Linked DNA regions of Homo sapiens: region 2 is linked to region 1. Evidence: chromatin loops called from intact Hi-C (ENCODE). Cell type or tissue: GM12878. All regions are shown on one strand. Each heading gives the region's core, and the rest is flanking DNA. Links, peaks and the distances in the headings are about the cores only.

Region 1 (8,311 bases), core at 1,084-6,083:
AAGCTCTCTCTGCTATATCCTGAAGTCCCTGCAGGTCAGTCCCCGAGGGCTATCCAGCTTCTGTCTCTCAACACTAAGTTCACTTTGTGTCTCTCACGTCAGGGAGGAGACTTAGCACTCCTTGGAGACCTGAAAGTATGCAGTAAGCTTAAGAATTTTCAAGAGCTTATCAATCAGTCAGCCCTTGCTCATCCCCGAGCAGATGTGTGGTGGTATTGTGGTGGACCTTTACTGGGCACTCTGCTGAATAACTGGAGTGGCACTTGTGCTGTAGTCCATTTGGCTATCCCTTTCACCCTGGCATTTCATCAACCAGGAAAAAAAAAATGGCAGTTGGAGTTTTAACCCAGACTGTAGGGCCCTGGCCAAGGCCAGTGGCCTATCTCTCAAAACAACTAGACAGGGTTTCCAAAGGCTGGCCCCCATGTCCAAGGGCCCTGGCAGCAATGGCCCTGTTAGCACAAGAAGCAGATAAGCTAACTCTTAGGCAAAACCTAAACATAAAGTCCCCCCATGCTGTGGTGACTTTAATAAATACCAAAGGACATCATTAGCTAATAAATGCTAGACTAACTAGATACCAAAGCTTGCTCTGTGAAAATCCCCGCGTAACCTTTGAAGTTTGCAACACCCTAACCCCGCCACCTCACTCCTGGTATCAGAGAGCCCAGTTAAACATAACTGTTTAGAGGTGTTGGACTCAGTTTATTCTAGTAGGCCCAACCTCTGAGACCACCCTTAGATGGTAGACTGGGAGCTGTATGTGGATGGCAGCAGCTTCGCCAACCCCTGCAAAGTGATCTGAAGAAGATGGCAAACACTGCTCCGGTCACACCCAGAAGCTGACTGGTCCACGCATGGCTGAAGCATGAGGAAACTCATCGCGGGACTCATTTTCCTTAAAATTTGGACTTGTTCAGTAAGGACTTCAACTGACCTTCCTCAGACTGAGGGCTATTCCCAGTATATACATCAAGTCACTGAGGTAGGACAAAAGATTGCTACAGTCCTATTATTTTATAGTTATTATGAATGCCTAGGAACTCCAAAAGGAAACTGTTTGTATAATAACACTCAGTACAAAGTATGTAATCCAGGAAGTGACCAGCCCAATGTGTGCTATGACCCCTCTGAACCTCCCATGATCACAGTCGTTGAAGTAAGACTAAGGACTGGTCCTTTTCTAGGTGACACAAGTAAAGTAATAGCTGGAAGAGAAAAAAGAGGGGTCCCCAAACATGTAACCTTAAAATTTGATGCTTGTGCTGCTATTCATAGTAATCAGCAAGGAATAGAGTGCAGTTCTCTAGATTGGAAAAAAGTTACACAGTAAAAAATAAGTATACCTGTCAAGAATCATATTTATGTGAGATGTGTCAATACTGGTCTTGTGTTATTTGGACTACTCAGAAAAAAGATAAAAAAAGATCCTCTTTGGCTCCGGAAAGGAAAAGACAGCCCCTCCTGTATGAGTGGGAGCTGCAACCCTTTACAATTGGTAATCACAAACCCCTCAGACCCAAAATGAAATAAAGAAAAATACGTATCATTGGGCATTGATGGAAAAGGACTAAATCTTAGCGTAAACATCTTAATAAAAGGGGAGGTTCAAAGATGCTCTCCAGAACCAGCATTTCAGACTTTCTATGATAAACTATATGTGCCAGTACCAGAGACTCCAGGAAAAAACAGAAATTTGTTTTTGCAATTAGCCGAGCATGTAGCCCAGTCTCTAACTGTCACTTCATGTTATGTTTGTGGAAAAACTGTAATAAGAGATCAATGGCCATAAGAAGCCTGAGAATTAGTGCCTACAGACCCAGTTCCTGATGAATTCCCGGCCCAAAAGAATCACCCTGATCATCTTAGTTTCTAAAAGTCTCAATTATTGAACAATATTGCATAGCTAAAAAAAGAAAAGAATTCACTCGTTCTGTAGGATGACTTAGTTGTCTGGGGCAAAAACTATATAATGGTACTGCAAAAAAACAATTACATGGTGGAGTTCCAATTACACAGAAAGAGATCCATTCAGTAAATTTCCAACATTGCAGACTGTCTGGGCCCACCCAGAATTCCACTGGGACTGGACTGCCCCCACCGGGTTATACTGGATATGTAGACATAGAGCCTACACAAAGCTGCCTGACCAGTGGACATTTAGTTGTGTTGTTGGCACTATTAAGCCATCTTTCTTCCTACTGCCCATAAAAACAGGCAAACTCCTGGGTTTCCCTGTCTATGCTTCCCGTGGAAAACGAAGCATAGCCATAGCTAATTGGAAAAATGATGAATGACCCCCTAAAAAAATTATACGTTACTATAGGCCTGCCACTTAGACACAAGACGGATCATGGGGATACTGGACCCCCATTTACATGCTCAACCGAATGATACGGTTGCAAGCTCTTTTAAAAATCATCACTAATAAAACCAGTCAAGCCTTGACTATTCTGGCCTGGCAAAAAAAAAAAAAAACTCAGATAAGAAATGCTATCTATCAAAATAGATTGGCTCTCCACTACTTACTAGCAGCTAAAAGAAAAGTCTATAAGAAATTTAACCTTACTAATTATTGTCTACACATGGATAATCAAAGGCAAGTAGTTAAAGACATAGTTAAAAATATGACAAAACTGGCACATGTGCCAGTACAAGTGTAGCATGGATTCAACCCTGAAGCCATGTTAGAAGATGGTTTCCAGCACTAGGAAGATTTAAAATTCTTATAATAAAAGTTATAATAGTAATAAAAACCTGCTTACTGCTCCCTTGTTTGCTACCTGTACTTCTTCAAATGATAAAAGGCTTCATCACTACCTTAGTTCACCAAAATGCTTCAGTGCAAGTGTACTATATAAATCACTATCAATCTATTGCACAAAAAGATATAAGTAGCAAAAATAAAAGTGAGAACTCTCTCTAATAAAAAGTGAGAGTCTCAAAGGGGGAAAATGAGGGAAGAGAAAGACTCTCTCATATTGTTTTATATTGTTTTATGCTCAGTACCTGTTTTAAGAAAAAAATAAGGAAGTGAAATCAAAGACAAGCAGCCCGGTTCCAGGCCCAAAACCAGGCCTGGGCCTGCCTGGCCTAAACCTAGTAGTTAAAAATCAACTCATGACTTAGAACCCCATGTTACCCATAGATTTCAGGCATTGTATGGAAGAACATTGGGAAACTCCCTGCTCTGTTCTGTTTCACTCTGACTACCAGTGCATGAAACCCCTGTCACGTATCCCCTAGATTGCTCAGTCACAACCCTTTCATGTAAAATCTTTAGTGTTGTGAGCCCTTAAAAGGGACAGAAATTGTGCACTCGGGGAGCTCGGATTTTAAGGCAGTAGCTTGCTGATGCTCCCAGCTGAATAAAGCCCTTCCTTCTACAACTCGGTGTCTGAGAGGTTTTGTCTGGGGCTTGTCCTGCTACAATGTCACCTTTGCCATTACTGATTGTGCTTAGTTGCATCTTCTCTCGTTTGATAATCTAGCTGGCAGTCTGTTGATCTTGTTTATCCTTTCAAAGTGCCAACTTTTGGTTTCATTAATCTTTGGTATGAATATATGTGTCTCAATTTTGTTCAACTCTGCTCTGAATATAGTTATTTCTTTCCTTCTGCTAACTTTGGTATTAGTTTGTTTTTGTTTTTCTAGTTCCTCTAGGTTTCAGGTTAGATCATTGATTTGGTATATTTCTATCTTTTTGATGTAGGCATTTAGTGCTATAAACTTTGCTCCTAACACTGCTTTTGCTACATCCTTGAGATTTTGATATATTGTATCTGTGTTTTTATTTATTTATTTATTTTAATTTCTGCCCTACTCTCTTTGTTTACCCAAAAGTTATTCAGGAGCAATTTGTTTAATTTCCATTTATTGATGTGGTTTGAGGGTTCTTCTTGGTACTAATTTCTATTTTTATTCCACTGAAGTCTGAGAGTATGGTTGGTATCATTTCAGTGTTTTTGAATTTATTGAGACTTGCTTTATGGGCAAGCATGTGGTAGATAACAGAGTATGTTCTATGTGCAGATGAGAAGAATGTATATTCTGTGGTTGATGGGCACAGTATTCTGTAGCTGCATATTAAGTCCAATTGGTCAAGTGTTCAGTTTAAGTCTAGAATTTGTTAGTTTTCTGCCCTGATGATCTGTCTAATGTTGTAAGTGGGTTGTTGAAGACCTGCATTATTATTATGCAGCTATCTATTTCATTTCTTAGGTCTAGTTGTGCTTATTTTATGAATGATGGTGCTCCGTTGTTGGATGCATATATATTTAAGATAGTTAAGTCTTCCTATTGAATTGAACTCTTTATCATTATGTAATGACCCTCTTTGTCTCTGGTTACTGCTGTTGGTTTAAAGTATGTTTCATCTGATATCAGAATAGTGACTCTGGCCCTTTATTGCTTTCTGTTTGCATAATAGATATTTCTCCAACCTTTTATTTGAGCCTATGGGTGTCATTGCATGTAAGATGGAGCTCTTGGAGATAAGGACAGCTGGGTCCTGTTGTTTATCCAACTTGCGACTCAGTGCCTTTTAACTGGGGGCATTTCAATCATTACCATTCAAGGTTAACATTGATATTTGAGGTTTTGATCCTATTGTGAAATTGTTAACTTGTTACTTTGTCATCTCTATTGTTTGTCTGCCTTACAAGGTGTGTGGGCTATGTATTTAAGGGTATTTTTCTGGGAGCAAGTATTATTCTTTTTTCCTCATGTTTACAATTCCCTTGAGGGTCTCTTGTAAGGCTAGTATAGTGGCAAAAAGTTCCCTAGTGCTTGCTTCTATGGAAAATCTGTTATTTCTCCTTTGCTTATGAAGCTTAGTTTGGTGGCATATAGAATATTTTTGGAATTTCTTTTAAGGATGCTAAAAATAGGCCCCTAATCTCTTCTTGCTTCAGGTTTTTTAAAAAACCTGAAGTCACATACAGTATTCTGTAGTTTGTAGAATTTTCTTTCTTAACAAGTATAAGTTTATGTACTTACATACCCATTTTTGAAGACATGTATTTAACAAACATTTTAAATGCATTTAAAAACAATGTATGTAACAAAATACATACCAATTAAATTTTAAATAGAAATTCTGAAATGGAGGTGAGAAATTCAATTCTATTTTTTCAAAAATAATTTATGCTTATACAAATCATTTAAAATATATTGTGTATATACTGAATTCAGTCAGCTACACAAATTATTGGTTAAACCTGATGTATGTTGTTCTTTTGTTAATAAGTCATTTTCTAATGAATATTCTATACCCAAGTTTCAAATGAAATCCCACTCTCCTACTCTACTGTTTGTTTTTTAATATTATAAATATTTGAAGAAATATGTTCATATTCTTGTGATGAAGTCAGAAGAATTTTTTTACTGAAACCTGGGTTATTCAAAAAATAATTTATTTCTATACTATATCATTTTATACTTAGTGAATTTATTTAGGAAACATATACATTGTATCATATTTTTAATAGTTGAACTTCAGTAAGGAGCTATTTTTTTCACTATAGAATATTTTTTTAAAAATCTGAAGTATGCTGTTTGCGATATCTTGTCTATGTCAATACTCTAGGAATCACTTTACATAGTTTAGTATAAATTAGTTAAGCTAACTTCCCTTCACTTTTTTTTTTTTTTGTTTTTACACCTTTTGTGACGAAATTAAAAACGTTCCTTCAAAAGAGTTCCTTTTTCTTATATAGCAAAGATAGAAATCCTTGTCCTTCCTGGTGCAAAAGGAAAGGGGAGAGTAGATAAATGTATATTACATTTATGTGAGGGAAAAATAGATGCTTTATGGGAGACACAAAATAAAGCAAGTGATTTCTGTCTTTGTAGATTATAAATCAAACTGTAACTAATGATTGAAAAACATGTTGTCATTAAAAATTTCATAAATGTTTTCTGAAACTACTGTTTTTCTCTGTCATACAGTCTATGCCAAACATCACGATTGCCAATGCTTTTTTTCAAATAGATGGGTGTTTCCTGTTTACTTTCCACTTAACTGATCTATGAAGGCTTATACTGGAAGTATTCAGTTTATTCACCTACGAAATTAATTTTGCTGCTGCAAATAAATTTGCTTAGTTTAAAATCATCATGGGATATATCAAGATTAACTTTATTGCCTAAGATTTGAAAAAATATAATCATATCTTTTTTTATTTTTTATTTTTTATTTTTATTTTTTTTTTTGAGATGGAGTCTCGCTATTTCACCCAGGCTGCAGTGCAGTGGTGCGATCTCGGCTCACCGCAACCTTCACCTCCTGAGTTCAAGCAATTCTCCTGCCTCAGCCTCCTAAGTAGCTAGGATTACAGGCACGCGCCACCACGCCTAGCTAATTTTTTTGTATTTTTAATAGAGATGGAGTTTCACAATGTTGGCCAGGCTGGTCTTGAACACCTGACCTCGTGATCCACCCACCTCAGTCTCCCAAAATAATGGGATTACAGGCTTGAGCTACCACATGTGGTCAATTATATCTTAATAAAACAACAGACTGATCATCTTAACATTGTAAAAAAAGACACATTTATTGATTTACTTTACATTTTACAGACTAAACAAAATTTTGTGTAAATATGTTCTTTATTTTAAAATCACTACTGCCAAAATATTAAAATATGAAGGCTCATAAAAAGATCATGACTTTAATATTTCAGCATATATAAATGAATTGATTGTATCAATTTTATATAAAAATGTTTATTACCAAAACAAGTATGGTAAATCATACTTGTTTTATACTTTATTATATTACATCATTCAATATTCTTCAATCACACTATAATAATTCAGAATTTAGTTGTGTACATTTTAAAAGTTTTACTTTTTTAAAATGTGGCTATACTTTTAAGTTTTAAAGCAGGCTATTTGAAAGTGAAAGACAACTTGAATATTATTTATTCTCCCTGTAGAAAAGAAAGTCATAATTAGCCAGGCATGGTGGCACCTGCCTGTAATCCCAGCTACTCGGGAGGGTGAGGCAGGAGAATTGCTTGAACCTGGGAAGTGGAGGTTGTGGTGAGCCGAAATCACACCACTGCACTCCAGCCTGGGCAACAAGAGCAAAACTCTGTCTCAAAAAAAAAAAGAAAAGAAAAGAAAAGAAAGTCATGATCCTGTCATTTGGTTGTATTACCTAAATGTTTTCAAAACATAATAACCTCTATACATCAATATTATCTTTATAAATAAAATTCTCCAAGCAATCTAAATATTGGACAAATTCAAAGTTTAGCAATTGAATTATTTAGGCAAAATAGTTATTAAAATAAAATAGCATGAATCATAGAAATAGTTTAAGGTATATATGGATATTAATATCTTTCAATGTTCAAAAACAAATGTCCTTAATACTTTGTAAATTGGGTATCAACACCTTCATTTAAAAGAAATTTATATAATTATACATGTTTTCCCACAAAATGGTACATAATGTTTGCTTGTAAGCTGTATTTATAAAATACACATATTTTACTAGATCAAGTATAACCCAACCCATTTTAACAGGATAAAAAGTTTTGATACAAAGGTAACAATAGGAATGATATGTTCAATCTATTTACTCTTTCCTATGCTCATAAACTAAACTCCTCTAATAATTTATAATATGGGAAGTTTCAAATGTTTTGAATCTTCAGTTCATCAATCTTAGTTTTAAATGTCTGTTGAAATCTGCTAGAAAAAAATAGATTACATAATTCTAGATTATTTAGGATTAATGAAAGGATTTTTTTTCCCTCGAGTCTCAAAACTGTTTTAATATTAATACAGTCAAAATTTAAATGCAATTTTAAGTAGGAAGACCACAAAATTAACTGAACACCTTAAACATAAAATTTAATATCAAAGTATTTATGGCTAGATAGGGACATATATTATTACACTTCATTTTATTCTAATGAAATATAAGCTAAAATTATTTTAACAGTGTATCATAGTTAACACAGTAAAATAGTCTTCATCTCTAACCTCCCAAGAATTTTCCAAATGGAGTAATAGAAAATAAAATATATAGCAGGAGGGAGTTTAGCTCGAAGGTAGAGCATTGGACTGCAGATCAAGAAAATAAAACATATAGTGTAGATATTAACCAATGTCATATTACCAACTTTGCTGTCAAAGACAATGTTTTTGTAATTATCTGGAAAAATATATACAATATTGTCATGTATTTTAGTGTTTGGAACTTCATGAGTTATATTCTTTCACCCGACACATATTTCAGTCTTACTATATATTTTATCAATAGAATAAATTAGAGAAAATCTAAGATTCTCACTTCATG
Region 2 (8,311 bases), core at 1,322-6,321, 680 kb before region 1:
ATTTCTCAGTGGGCTCAATAGAAAGGAACATTATGTATAACTTTGGAGACTACTAATGCTTTATGAAGTGAAAATTCAACTACTCTAATGTTTATTGACTGGAGTTCTCAACATTCTTCCTAAGCAGAGTCTTTGTAAACTTCCACCCTTTATAGGTTTATTATTTAGTAATTGATGATGCAACTTCTGATAGGTCAATTATTTCTCATCCAAGCCCATTAAAACCCTTGCATTTAGAAACATCAGAGCTCTTAGAATTTTATATCATCATGTAAAATAATTTCTCCAAATTTATCAAATTCTTCATCACTTAACACATTCATTTTTTTAGCAGGCTTTTAGAAGAGACATACTATCTGCTCTAAACTAAGTAAATATTAGATTCAGACAAGGTATTAAGAGGCAAACACACTCTCCAGGAATTTGTAGTCTAGTACACAGACAGCATTGGATTTAGGATCAGACACAATGTAATTGCCATCTGTGCTCCAACACTTACTTAGATATGTGACTTAGAGATGTTCTGAAGAAAAATTAGATAATATTTGTAAAATGCTTATTACACTCTAAAGTACAAGATAAATAGTAAATAAATAGGATTTTTAAAATTCAATAATTTTATTCAAATATAGATATGCTACTAATGGAATGACCTTAAAAATTCTTATGTTTCTGATGAATTGTACGACAAATATTCTAACCATTGATTTGTCTGCATATATTTTTTCTTCAACTTAAAATATTACAGAGGACAAATGAGGAATAATATTTCTTACACCACTAATATTGTCCAGGTTGAATAATTTTGAATTTGTAAACATACTTGTTTACATATATTTGGCTTTGTAAAAAGACATGTCTTTACAAGTTAAAAGATTATACTAAAAAGAGAAGGTTGTTACATATTTAAGGTTAACTTTCTTAAGTAAACTTAAAACCAAAAAAAAATGAAAAGAAATCAACAAATTTTCATAAAGTAATTCCATGCATGTAACGAGTACATAGATCAAGGAGAGCAATATTAGCACTCCAGAGTTCCCTCTGCATCCCTTTAAGTCACTCTCTGACAAAATTAACCACTGTCCTGATTTTTTGCATGATAGAATAATTCCACTCTGTTGGAACTAGTATAAATGGAATCATGCAGTATATTATCTTTTAACTCTGGGTTCTTTCACTTGACATTATGATTTTAGATTCAGTGATGTTGAACCTAGCAGTAGTTTGTCCATTCTCATGATTGTGCAGTATTTCATTACAAGGATATAGCACAATTTGTTTATCCATTCTAATGTTGATGAACATTTGGTTTCTGGATTTTGATTCTTGTATATTATGCTGCTAAGAACATTTTTGTACCTGTTTTTGCGGGAAGTGTGGCTGCATACCTGTTTAGAGCAAGATGTACTCTTTTGTGTTTGGCTTTTTTGTCTCAATATTATGCTTGTGAGATCCACCCATGCTGCTATTAATAGACATAGTTCATTTGTTCCCTTTACCCTACAATGTTGGAGCCCTGTGTCTTGATATGTGTGTTTCCTTGCTGGTTTTCCTGTTGCTGGTTGCACAATTTTTCTGACTTAGGATGAATTTGCTTAGAATGATGTTTGCCCCAGAGAACAACTGTTAGTAGCATACTCATTCTCTGCCTTTTTACTCTCATCTTGAAACGGCACTTTAGTCAGTTTAACACTTGGCAATCAATGCTTAGTGGCTCAGTACAATGAACTATGACTGTTACCATTTGAAAAGCTGAAGAAATACTCACTCTATACAAAGAGTTAAAACTATTTCAGTATTTTCTAATTTAGTAGCCACTGACTTTATTGTTATTTTACTTTATTTTATTTTCTCCTGAAAATAATTTATATTTAAACAAAGTCGATGCTTAATATACTAAAACCTTTACTTTTCCTTACTTTTGTACCTCACAGCATATATTACTTTCTCATGTGTTTCTAAAAATGTGAAAAGTATAGGGTAGGAAGAAACTTGCTTAGATTTGTTCAAAATGAAAGTTTATGTAAAACTGGAAAAAATGACTCAGCTACATTTGTCCTGTCAGGTGGCTCCAGGATTCTCGCCAGTAAATTGCATGCTGGATAGTTCTTCAGATATTGTTGGTTTTATCTCTATTTTAAATAATCAACCATGCCACTTATACTTTATCCCACCTTGGTATTTACTTACTGATACTATGTAAAGTTCCATCTCTTCTTCATTGCCTAAAGACACTTTTATTACTAAGAAAAATTTTACTACTGAAGTACTATGTCTATTTTGCATCCATTTATTTCTTTGCATTGTAAAACTAGATATGCACCTTTTGTTGTAAAGAGGTACACGAAAATATTGGCTTCCATTTAAATTCGTTTGACTCTCTCTGTCTCTCTCTCTGTCACACACACACACACACACACACACATACAGAGAGAGAGAGAGAAAGAGAGTGAAAGGGACAGAGTCAAAGAAATTTGTATTAATGGAAGTCAATATTTGCATGTACCATTTTGCTTTTCTGGCTTTCTTGCATTTGCATGGCTTTTCTGCTATTAATACATAGTTTTAACATTCCTTAGAGATCTTTAGTAAAGATCTATTTGTAAAGAGCTAAAAGCGAGGCTTTAGTAGATAGTTTTTGTAGCACGAGATTCTCAAAAATACATACAAAGGCAACTTATGTTACCCAATGATATTTTAGAGTAGGTTTAAAACAAACAACAGGTTGTTATCTATTTTTTATTTTTCTCAAATTATTATGTTTTAAGAAAAGAACTGTTGGAGAGGTGAGCTGGAATATTTTAATCCTGGAAGATAAAATAACGAGAAGGACATCTGAGAATAATAAATTAATATTTAACTATTCTTTAGGATATTACATGAACTATCAAAGAAAAGCTGCACCAGCCAGAGTTAAACAGCCAAAGAAGACTTTATTAGAGACTATTGTAATGTGAATAAAGACTGCGAGAGAGTTTAATTTAATTCTGCTGAAATGAAAGATGGGAAGATATTTAAAGGATGGTTGAGCTAATGGAAAAGTACAGGAGGACATCAGGGATACCAATGGTCAATATGAATAGGCCATCTGTGTTTGCTAATCGGGGCTTATCAAAGGTGGTTCTTACGCTCCCATAAAGACTGAGAGATAAAAGCCCTATCTTTCAAATAAGTAGAGGACGAATTTACAATTACAAGTTTTCCAAAGTAAATCTCTAAGGAAGATCAGGGGATTATAATGAGGAAGAAACCTGTGTAAACTTTATTCAAGCTGAGAGGAACATTAAGGACCTCTTGGTCAATACAAAGTATTTTTTACATACATAATCATTTACAGGAGTATCTTTCTCTTTTTAATTCAGTAACTTATTTCTTGAAAACCAACCAACCAACCAACCAACCTTGTACTTACTTTTGGTATGAATATGAGAATTGATCTTTACTATGTATCTTTTTTAGGCAGAGTTATAAAAACAAATAAATATTTATTATGATACACATGGTAATAATATCCAAAGACATAGTTCCATAGTTTTAATATAAAAATAAAATTAATAAGTGTAACTTTTTTCAAGAATCCAGTATTCAACCTTAATACCAACTGCTTGCTATAGTTTATATTTTTGAGATAAGTCCAGTTATCTGGTTTTCTATAAATCAGACCTGATAAGTTTAATTTTTTCTGACTATAAATGAGTCCCACAAGCAATGACTTCCAATGGACCATAGACAATTTGAAGTTGCTATTAATGTAAGTCAGTGTTCCTGTAAAATAACAATAATAAAAATATTTTAGCTTTTTTGTCTTATGTGCAACAAATATATTTATTCACTATTAAAACAATGGAATTTTATAATCAGAGAAGAAAGCATGAAAAAAATCTTTAAATTACCTTTTGCATGTTAATTGCCCACTCTTTAAAAGTCTGTTGACACTTAGTGGTTTTGCACAGTGTTATATAAATTACCACTTCCTGTTTTGCTCTTACTTATAGATTTCCTGTCTCCTACATTTACTGTCCTACATAAATACTTTCCCCATATGTCTGTCAAACTGCTACTTTTAAAATTCACATTGTTACATAAAATAAATGATGTGAAGCACAAATTTCACTAAAATTTATTTTTCATATAATGACTATACTTTCTATTACAAATAAATGTAAAAGAAGTAAAGCAGTTTTAAAATCACTTTTCTAGAAGTATATTATTTCAAATATAAAATAATTTGTTTTCCTCATTAATAAGTCAAAATAAAACCACAGACTACTGATTTTTAAATCACTTTGCATATGTGATAGCTGTTACTATACTTCTCATTATACAGTGTTTCAAACAATTTCTTTCTAAAATTTAATCAAAAATGAATATATTTTGAAAATGAATGCATAAATATATATGGAACTCCTTTGGCTTTCACATGACTTTAATATAAGAGCTGGTTGTAGCTTTTGAACAAAACAAACAAAAAATAAGAATAAGCTTCTTTGTGGAATTACTCTAAGGGTTTTGTTTTTGTCACTATAAATAACCTGCTGGTTTCCATACATACATTTTGTATAAACTTGATATTATAAACACAATGAATCACAGATTTTAAAACAATTATCCATTATTTACCTTGTATTATTTTGTTCTAACTTAGATTCTGATCTATCTCACTAAACCACAGAGTAATCTATGAACCAGAGTGAATGAGAGAAGGCTCAAATTGCTTTTTTAAGTGCATTAGACTCTGACAAATGAGTAGGTTCAATTTTAAGATCCATTCTATATGTTCTGTGGAATCTGTAAGAGAAAGAAATGAGAAATAGGATATTAAAATGTCATCAAAGGAGGAATAACTTCAGAAAATCTAATAAAAAATGTTGGGGCAAGTGGTAGCATAAATGAGACTATAATTTCTTGTCATATTTATTACCATAATATTTTCTATTTTTCTGCTCTCTGCTTTCCAAGAACCTGCAGAGATTGGCCAATTGTTGGACAATAGCTGTGTTCTCTTCCTCTTTGGCACTCTGCTAGACTTTTCTCAAGCTGTCACTTGGAGACATGTGACAGAGCTGTGGCCAAAGCAATGTCAGTTTAAGTGATAGACACCACTTCCAAGCCTGATTGCCTGTAAAATTTCTGGCATAATGTGCCAAATTATCTTGCCTTCCTCGCTTGCTGGCAAGATGCAGAGGATCTAGTGAATGATTCCAATTTTCTAAGGAAGACGTATAAAAAAGAGAAGGCTTGATCTTTGAATGACACTATGAAGTAGAGTTTCCCAAAGATCAACTGTCATTGAACTCCACTGCAAATAACAAATAAACTCTGAGAAGTTGGAAAGTTGTTAAAATAGTAATTACTGTGATAATACTTAGCATGAATAACATGGATATATATTGGTTGTTAGTTGTCTGTAGTCGCCTTTTCATGGTATTGAAATATGTTGAACATCACAATAGGACAAAGTTTTCCATTTGTAAAAAGTATTACTTAAATGTTTCACCTACTCAGTGCACCAGAATCTTGACTAAAATGTGCTCAAAAAGAGATATTTGAACCATACTGGCCTCCAGTGAAACTTGGAGCATATTGTAAAAATTCTTAATCTTGGGATGTAATAAAAGATATAATAGAAATACCTATTTGAATAACAGAATTGAGATTATCACATGACATTACATGTATGTGTATATATGCATATACACATTTATATTATATAATTTAATGTATAGAAGTATGCATATTTTATTTAACACATACTAAGTTTATTATATAATTATAGCAAAGTATGTAAATTATATGTTATACACCTAATATGTAATTAGTTAAAGAAAAAAATCACCATTAAAAACTTGATATGAATGTTAAATATTTCATTTGGCATGGATTTAGAGCTATCCCTTTGCCAGTGTTGCAAAAACAAAGGTCTTTGTTCTCTCTCTCAGTTTTTCTTACTATATTGTTCAGTTATAAGAAGGTTCTCTTTTGTTATACTCATATTTTCGTCCGATGTGTGCTGAGATGTTGTCTTCTTATAAAAGACCTTCAAAATTTGGCGAAGTTGTTGAGTATGTATTTTAAGCACATTCCTTTTTTTTGAGTATTAAATTTTTCAATATTATATTTAAAAAATAAAATAGAATATCACTTTCCTGATAAGAACTATGACGTGTCAAAGAGATTTTATTTTGGTAGAAAATAAAAGACTCACGCCTGTAATCCCAGCACTTTGGGAGGCCGAGGCGGGCGGATCACGAGGTCAGGAGATCGAGACCATCCCGGCTAAAACGGTGAAACCCCGTCTCTACTAAAAATACAAAAAATTAGCCGGGCGTAGTGGCGGGCGCCTGTAGTCCCAGCTACTTGGGAGGCTGAGGCAGGAGAATGGCGTGAACCCGGGAGGCGGAGCTTGCAGTGAGCCGAGATCCCGCCACTGCACTCCAGCCTGGGCGACAGAGCGAGACTCCGTCTCAAAAAAAAAAAAAAAAAAAAAAAAAAGAAAATAAAAGACTACTGGATCAGAAATCAGAAACAAAGGAGTTTATTGCTCACACCAATAACATTGGCCAGACATAGATTGGCAGAATGAAAAAATTTACAAGACCCAAACACCTCCTAGCTTCAGGACACTCATTTTAGATTTAAGGATATGTATACGTTGAAAGTGAAGGGGTGGAAAAAAAATTTTCCATGCAACTCATAACCAAACATTGTAGGGTTGGCTATTCAGTACTTATATCAGACAAAATAAACTTTAAGTAAAAAAATTATCACGAGACAAACCAGTACATTATATAAGGATAAAATTGTCAATTCACTGGAAAGATGTAACAATTGTAGATGTATATGCACTCAACATCAGAGCACCTACAAAGCAAACATGCACAGAATTGAAAGGGGGAACAAACAGCATGCAGTTACTGACTTCTATTGTAGTACACTGTGGTAGCAGACTTATCCCACTTTCAATACTGGAAAGAACATCAAGACAGAAGATCAATAAAGAAACAGAGAAGTTGAATAAAACTATAGACCAATGGACCTAATAGACCTATATACAGAAGATTTCATCCAAATAGCAGTAAAATACACATTCTTCTCAAATTCATGAATATTTCATGAGGATAGGTCACATTTTAGTTCACAAAAATGTCACAAAAAATTTAAGAAGACTGAAACTACACTACATATATTTTCTGACCATAATAAAATAAAAATAGAAATGACTAACATAAGAAACACAGGAAAATTTACAAATAAGTAGATATCGAACAACACACTCTTGGACAACCATGAATCAAAAAAGACATCAAAAGAAAAGTTGAAAAAAAAAAACTCAAGACAAATAAAAATAAAAAACACAATATTCTGGAACCTAAGGGATGCAGCAAAAGCCACAGTAAAGAGAAAGTCTCAAATAAACAACCTAACTTTATACCTCATAAAATAGAGAAAGAACAAATAAACTGTAATTAGCAGTAGAAATAAAATAACAAAGTTTAGAGCAAAAATAAACCAAGTAGAAAATAAAAAAATAAATGAATCTCAGAGTAGGTTTTTTGGAAAAGATAAAATAATTGACAAAACCTTAGCCAGCTTTACTAAGGAAAAAGGACAGAAGGCAGAAATATCAGATATGAAAGAAGAGATATTGTAACTGATACCAGTAATAAGAAAAATCATCAAAAGGTTATAATTGTTCATAATTTTAATATATATTACATATAATATGAACAATATGATGTATATTAGACATATTATTATTAACAATTATATGCTAACAAATTGGATAACCTAGAAGGTTGGATAAACTCCTGGAAACATACAACCTGCCAAAACCAAATCATGAAGAAATAGAAAACTTGAACAGATCAATAATGAATACAGAGACTGAATCAAGAATCCAACATTTTCCAACAATGAAAAGCCCAGGAGCAGATGGCCTCACTGGAGAATTTGATTAAACCTTTAAAGAATTAACACCAATCCTTCTTAACACTCCTAAAAAATTATAAAAAGGGCACATTTCCAAACTAATTTTATAGGTCAGCATTACACTATACCAAAGATAGAAAAACACTCTAGAACAGTTAAAAAAAAATATATAAAAAAAAACCTAGAGGCCAACATTCTTGATTAACATAAATACAAAAATCTTGAAAAAATATGAGCAAACTGAGTTTAGCAGCACCTTAAAGAGATCATATACTGTAACCAAGTGGGCTTGATCTATGGGATGCAAAGATGATTCAACATATGCAAGCCAATTCATGTGATACATCACATTCACAGAATAAAAGATCATGTGATCATCTCA

Evidence for each region. Hi-C counts contacts between places; a loop is a spot of excess contacts. Peaks named below come from ENCODE experiments on the same cell type or tissue, not always from the same donor. Only the 100,000 strongest peaks of a DNase experiment are listed, where the experiment ranks them.
Region 2: it touches region 1 in a loop (2.1-fold over the local background); 1 of 110 quality-filtered maps calls a loop at or near these places.

The regions. Positions count from the first base shown.
Region 1 is chr4:115,953,095-115,961,405 of GRCh38, forward strand. No RefSeq gene overlaps it. Among named protein-coding and RNA genes, the nearest start is that of MIR1973, 340 kb to the right of the region's middle. RefSeq lists an enhancer at 3,100-3,349. In GM12878, for the core only: no CTCF peak of the experiment used is centred there; DNase peaks (open chromatin) are centred at 3,069 and 3,477; H3K4me3 peaks cover 926 bases; H3K27ac peaks cover 2,995 bases.
Region 2 is chr4:115,270,758-115,279,068 of GRCh38, forward strand. No RefSeq gene overlaps it. Among named protein-coding and RNA genes, the nearest start is that of NDST4, 160 kb to the left of the region's middle. In GM12878, for the core only: no CTCF peak of the experiment used is centred there; no DNase peak of the experiment used is centred there.